Linked DNA regions of Homo sapiens: region 2 is linked to region 1. A link is an interaction called in ENCODE POLR2A ChIA-PET data of the cell type or tissue named here. Cell type or tissue: IMR-90. All regions are shown on one strand. Each heading gives the region's core, and the rest is flanking DNA. Links, peaks and the distances in the headings are about the cores only. Region 1 overlaps TXNDC11 (thioredoxin domain containing 11). Region 2 has its middle 5.0 kb from the start of ZC3H7A.

The links. ChIA-PET counts read pairs that join two places held together with the same protein. Peaks named below come from ENCODE experiments on the same cell type or tissue, not always from the same donor. Only the 100,000 strongest peaks of a DNase experiment are listed, where the experiment ranks them.
Region 2: POLR2A ChIA-PET joins it to region 1 with 11 read pairs; 10 of 35 experiments call an interaction of 5 or more read pairs at or near these places.

Annotation. Positions count from the first base shown.
Region 1 is chr16:11,717,729-11,720,650 of GRCh38, reverse strand. All of the region lies in intron 5 of TXNDC11 (thioredoxin domain containing 11), which reads left to right. Among named protein-coding and RNA genes, the nearest start is that of TXNDC11, 24 kb to the left of the region's middle. In IMR-90, for the core only: no CTCF peak of the experiment used is centred there; no DNase peak of the experiment used is centred there; H3K27ac peaks cover 317 bases.
Region 2 is chr16:11,800,748-11,803,669 of GRCh38, reverse strand. No RefSeq gene overlaps it. Among named protein-coding and RNA genes, the nearest start is that of ZC3H7A, 5.0 kb to the right of the region's middle. In IMR-90, for the core only: no CTCF peak of the experiment used is centred there; a DNase peak (open chromatin) is centred at 1,699; H3K4me3 peaks cover 166 bases; H3K27ac peaks cover 488 bases.

The DNA of each region.
Region 1 (2,922 bases), core at 328-2,827:
GAGGTCAGGAGTTCGAGAACAGTCTGGCCAACATGACGAAACCCCGTCTCTACTAAAAATACAAAAATTTAGCCAGACATGGTGGCACGTGCTTGTAGTCCCAGCTACTTGGGAGGCTGAGGCAGGAGAATCGATTGAACCCGGGAGGCGGAGGTTGCAGTGAGCCAAGATCACGCCATTGCACTCCAGCCTGGGTGACAGAGCGAGACTCTGTCTCAAAAAAAAAAAAAAAAATTATTACATCATAATCTTTTTTTGTGTGTATAGTTAAAAGTTTTGGTCAGCATTTTTAGTGGTTATTTTATCTGTCAGATAGGTTGTAATTTAGCAATACATTTCTTCTGAGAAGTATTTTTATAGGTATAAAACGCATGTCACATTACAGCATAGGCTACTGCCAGCTTCTCACATCTGTATTTTTCTTTGACTTAGTTGAATTGTATATTGTTTGGTGTCCTGGTTTTTAAGTGAAAGGTCATATTCTCCCAATTGTTTTATGTTGTTGTATGCTCTCTCTCAGTCCTGACTCCACAGCTTGTCACTTGTGTCAGATCCATTCTCATCTGCTCGCTTGTCTCCATCCCCTTTGTTACCACTCCAGTCTGCGCCCCTTCACCCACACCTGGACCAGACCAGTGGACACATAACTGGTATCCACTCGCTTCTCCTTCCTCAGACTGTGGCCTTTGCATATGCTAGTCCTTCTTCCTGGAATGTGCCTCCACCCCTAGGGCTCAGTTCTCCACCTGTCAGGGCCCAGCCCAAATATCGCTTCCACAATTAAATAACTGAAACCACTACCCCAGTCTAACTTGGGTACCCTGTTGTTTTTTTGTAGCACTTAACACAGTTTGCATTTATGTATGTGGTTACAAGATGATTTATTTAATGTCTTTTTCCCTAGACTGTAAGATTTCTGAGGGTAGGGACCATGTTCCTCATGTTAGTGTTCTTTCTGTATAGCCTGGCACAAAGCAGGGTCTCAGTCAGTCTTTGCCAAGCAAGTGATCACATTAATGACCCTATTACCTTCCCCCAGGAGATCAACCAAAAATATGTAACTATTCTTTTATTATTTTTATTTTTGGAATATTAAAACAGTATATATGAAACAATTATATGACTGGCAATTTTAATATATACCTTGAAGGTTTTATGGACAGAGAATCTACTATATTCACATTGTTTGTCTGGGAGACATAGGGGGAGAAAAGCTGTCATATAAGTATGTCTGTCTAATTGAAAGACTTTGAGCTGCACAGTTTCAAGTGACTAAGCAGACTTAGCAAATGGAAGTTTGAACTTTGGAAACAAAATACTGCCAGCTTAAATAAGCTTAAGAAGCATCCATTCAAAGCTCTTCATGGAAAATTAAATAAAGCCCTTCACAGAAGACAGACCTTAATGAAGACTATATAAAAGGGTAACCTAGAGTCATTCACTAAAGTGATGGTAGCATTCAAGTTTGTGAGCTGAAGAGGCCATTTCAAGGTCGTAGAAGCATGTTTTGTTATTTGATTGGCTTATATTGTGTGCTGCTATGCCGTATTAGAAATACATTACTCATCTTAAATTATTTTTTCATTCAGAGGTTTCTAAAAAGGTGTTCCTTTTAGGAATACCCTTCTAATAAGAGGCAGCAGCCTTTTTCTCCTTTCTTTCAGCAAAAGAAGGGTAAATAGTGATAAATAAAATAGATATAAAATAAGGTTGAAAGGGATAAATGGTTAAAAATTACTCAAAGGTTCAAAATGAACCTCCTTGGTCAAATCACTAATTTTGACAAGTTTATGTGCTAGTTGTTTTCATAATAAATGTGGTCTGATTTACTTTCTCTACATCTCTTCCCTATCCTGTGATTCTGGTTGGAGCTTGTAAAATTCTGTTGCATATGCAAGTTTGCAGGAGCTGAGATTAATTAATTAATTAATTCTAATTAATCCTTTTCACCCCATTTTTTTGTGGCTAAATTCACACAATTGGAAATGATGATTTTCTGTAATATGTGCACTATGAAGGATTCCCTAAAGTAAATCTTGCCTTGGGCATCTGGGGTTTTTCTCCCTTTCTTCTACCCTGAAGTCAAATGGTGTTTTCCTTATTATTAACAGCAGATGTGCAGTAAGAGGTAGGAGAAACACATGCACATTTAAAAAAAAAAGATACAGTTTCAAATTAAATTCTAGGTCAATGTCATGTTTAGATTGTATGTACAGATCAAGGCTGGAGAAACATTTGACACATATAACATTTAGTTATAGAGAACTGAACTGAAGAAGTGTTTAGACTGTTGTAGTAGAAAGCAGATGCCTTGGTTCAGCTGGCTACCAGCATTTATACAATACACATGCCTTTCCCCTGCCTTAATGATTTTTTTTTAAATTGTCTTAGAAATAGCCAGGCCACTTCAAAGTTCTACATTTGTTTTTTGAAGCTAGCTGGTCATCAGTGCATAAATAATTTGCGAGAGTACCATGTCTGAAGCATCACAGGGCTGTAGGGTGTGCTGTGAGGAGAGCTTATTCCTGGCCCCCAGCATGCGAGGCTTGGGTTATAAGATCGGGTTCTGTGGTCCTTTACCCCCCACTTAACGCAACTTGTCAAACATTTGCTATTTTTACACATTAAAAGAAAGGAAATTCACTTACCACCTCAGCACTCTAATAGTAACTGCCTTCTCTTGTTGTTTTAACTGTTTCCTTTTTTCTCCAGGGCTCGGCCTCAGTGCTGATCTGTCAGTTTACCTTGGTCCACCTGTTAAGGTGTTGTGGACAGGAACTCTTGTGCATATTTCTGTCCATTATTGTATTAGCCTTTCTTTTTTTTTTTTGAGACAGAGTCTCTCTCTGTCGTTCAGGCTGGAGTGCAGTGGCGAAATCTCTGCTCACTGCAACCTCTGCCTCCGAGGTTCAGGTGATTCTC
Region 2 (2,922 bases), core at 194-2,693, 83 kb before region 1:
GGTCATAACTTTGTCTTCCTTTTTTTCCCCCTCTCCCCAAAAAATATACACAAAATATATCTTTTATATATACACAAATATATTTGTGTGTATACACATATGTATATACACAATATACACACAAATATATATATATATATATATATATATATATATATATATATATATACACACACGTATATTTTTTGAGACAAAGTCTTGCTCTGTCACCCAGGCTGGAGTGCAGTGGGTCGATCTCGGCTCACTACAACCTCTGCCTCCTGGGTTCAAGCGATTCTTTCACCTCAGCCTCCTAAGTAGCTGGAATTACAGGCGCCCACTACCACGTCCAGCTAATTTTTGTATTTATAGTAGAGACGGCATTTCACCATGTTTCCCAGGCTGGCCTCGAACCCCTGACCTCAAGTGGTTCACCTCCCTCGGCCTCCCAAAGTGCTGAGATTACAGGTATAAGCCACCCCACCTAACCCCATCTGTATTTTTTATGGCATTCACTACAGTATCTGGTGACTACATCATAACTCCCATTAATGAATCTAGAAGGTCTGTCCTAAGATCTATCTATATCTTATTTAGTTTTTACGACAGATGTTGCAAGTGGGTGGCCCATGGGCTCACTGCTGCCTATGGACATGGCTTATTTGTATTACATAGTGTTTCTTTTTTCTACTAATTAACTTTTCAAAGTAGAGTATTTGTTGTAATAAAATCCCAATTTCTAGCTAATCTTGAAATACGCCTGGAGTTTCTGGCAAAACTGCATTTGTAGACCACATGGCAAGAACAGAGAGGCCTGGGAAGCAGTTGTTACCTTAGCTAGAGTGGACAGGGTGTTCCTGAGTCTACGCTGACCCCTGGGCAGGCTCATTAGGTTACCGGCTGGACCCCTACAGGAATGACTCTGCAACCCCTTTTGTATGACTTGGTTTCCCCATCATCTCCTTCAATTAATTAAAAAATTATTATTTGAGATGGGAGTCTCACTCTGTCGCCCAGGCTGGAGTGCAGTGGTGTGATCTCAGCTCACTGCAACCACCGCCTCCCAGGTTCAAGTGATTCTCCTGCCTCAGCCTCCCTGAGTAGCTGGGATTACAGGTGCGCATCACCATGCCTGGCTAATTTTTGTATTTTTAGTAGAGACGAGGTTTTGCCATGTTGGCCAGGCTGGTCTCAAACTCCTGACCTCAGGTGATCTGCCCACCTTAGCGTCCCAAAGTGCTGGGATTATAGGCATGAACCACCATGTCTGGCCCAAAATTAAATTTTCCCAAAAAAACACACACAAAAAAAACAAAACCCCGCTTCTTGCAGAGCAGGGCTACCCCACAAGCAGTGTGCCCAGAATAGCCTGTCACCATCTCCTTTATGGTATCTTCATAGCATTCATTGATAACCACCCTGTATACTTCTCAATCTGGCATCTATATCAGTGTCTTTAAGTACTGTTGCTTCTACGTCTCCCCCTTTCCCCACCTTTTTTGTTTGTAGCGACACTGTCTCACCATGGTGCCCAAAGTAGTTTCGAACTTCTGCCTCAGTCTCCCAAAGTGCTGGGATGACAGGTGGAGCCACTGTGCTCGGCTTCTGCCCACCCCTGCTTTTTCTTTAAACATAATACTTAGCATCCTCTAACATACTCTATGATTTACTTATATTGTTGTCTGTTTCACTCTCCTGGAATGTAAACTTCATTAGGATAGTGATCTTTGTTCTGTACTGACACATCCCATGAATTTAGAATAGTATCTGGCACAGAGTAAGTGCTCTGTAAGTATTTCTGGAGAGAATGAAGAGGTCACTCCTAGGTGGCTCCACAGACTCCTCCGCCTACCCTGGCCACCCCTAGAATCACTGATGAACACAGCCTGAATCCTTGACCTGACCGTAGGCTGGGTGAGGGCAGGAATCCTGTCTTATCCAACTTTGTACCCTCAGGCATGGGGCACATAATAGGTCCTTAGAGAGTGTACTTGTCAGTGTAATATCCAATGAAGAAACTGAAAATTTCTCCCACTAGAGTGGAAGCCTGAGGAATGAGTCAGTCTATTTTCCTCAGCACTACAGCACCTAGTGCTACCAGGGGTGGGGGAATAGGGAGTGTCATCACCTCAACAAGGGCTGGAGATGGGGATTCCAGGAAGCAGGCACACCCATACGCAGATGTCCTTTACTTTGCTCTCTGTGGTAGGCAGAATAATGGTTCCCCAAAGATGTCCACATGCTGACCCCAGTAACCTGTTACCTAGCAAAAGGGAGTTTGCTATTGGGATTAAGTTACAATCTTGAGATGAAGAGACCATCTTGGGTTATCCAGGTGGACCCAATGCAATCACAAGAGCTTTTTTTTTTTTTTTTTTTTTTGAGATGGAATCTCACTCTGTCACCCAGGCTGGAGTGCAGTGGCATGAGTGCCTCAGCCTTCCAAGTAGCTGGGATTACAGGCACCCGCCACAACGCCTGGCTAATTTTTGTATTTTTAGTACAGATGTGGTTCCGCCATGTTGGCCAGGCAGGTCTTGAACTCCTGGCCTCAAGCGATCCGCCCACCTCAGCCTCCCAGTGTTGTGATTACAGGCGGGAGCCACCGCATCAGGCTTTTTTCTTTTCTACATGCACCACTGCATTAGGATATCTCCTACTCACGCTTCTAATCAGATCTTAGCCTCAGGCTTGCTTGAGACATCCACTCCAGAAGTATTTAAGGGGTGCTACCTACTATCAAGGGGCTGAGAATATAGGACAAAAGAAACTGGTTTGGGCCAGGCGTGGTGGCTCATGCCTGTAATCCCAATACTTTGGAAGGCCGAGGTAGGTGGATCACCTGAGGTCAGGAGTTCAAGACCAGCCTGACCAACATGGAGAAACCCCGTCTCTACTAAAAATACAAAAATCAGCCGGGTGAGGTGGCGGCGCACGCCTGTA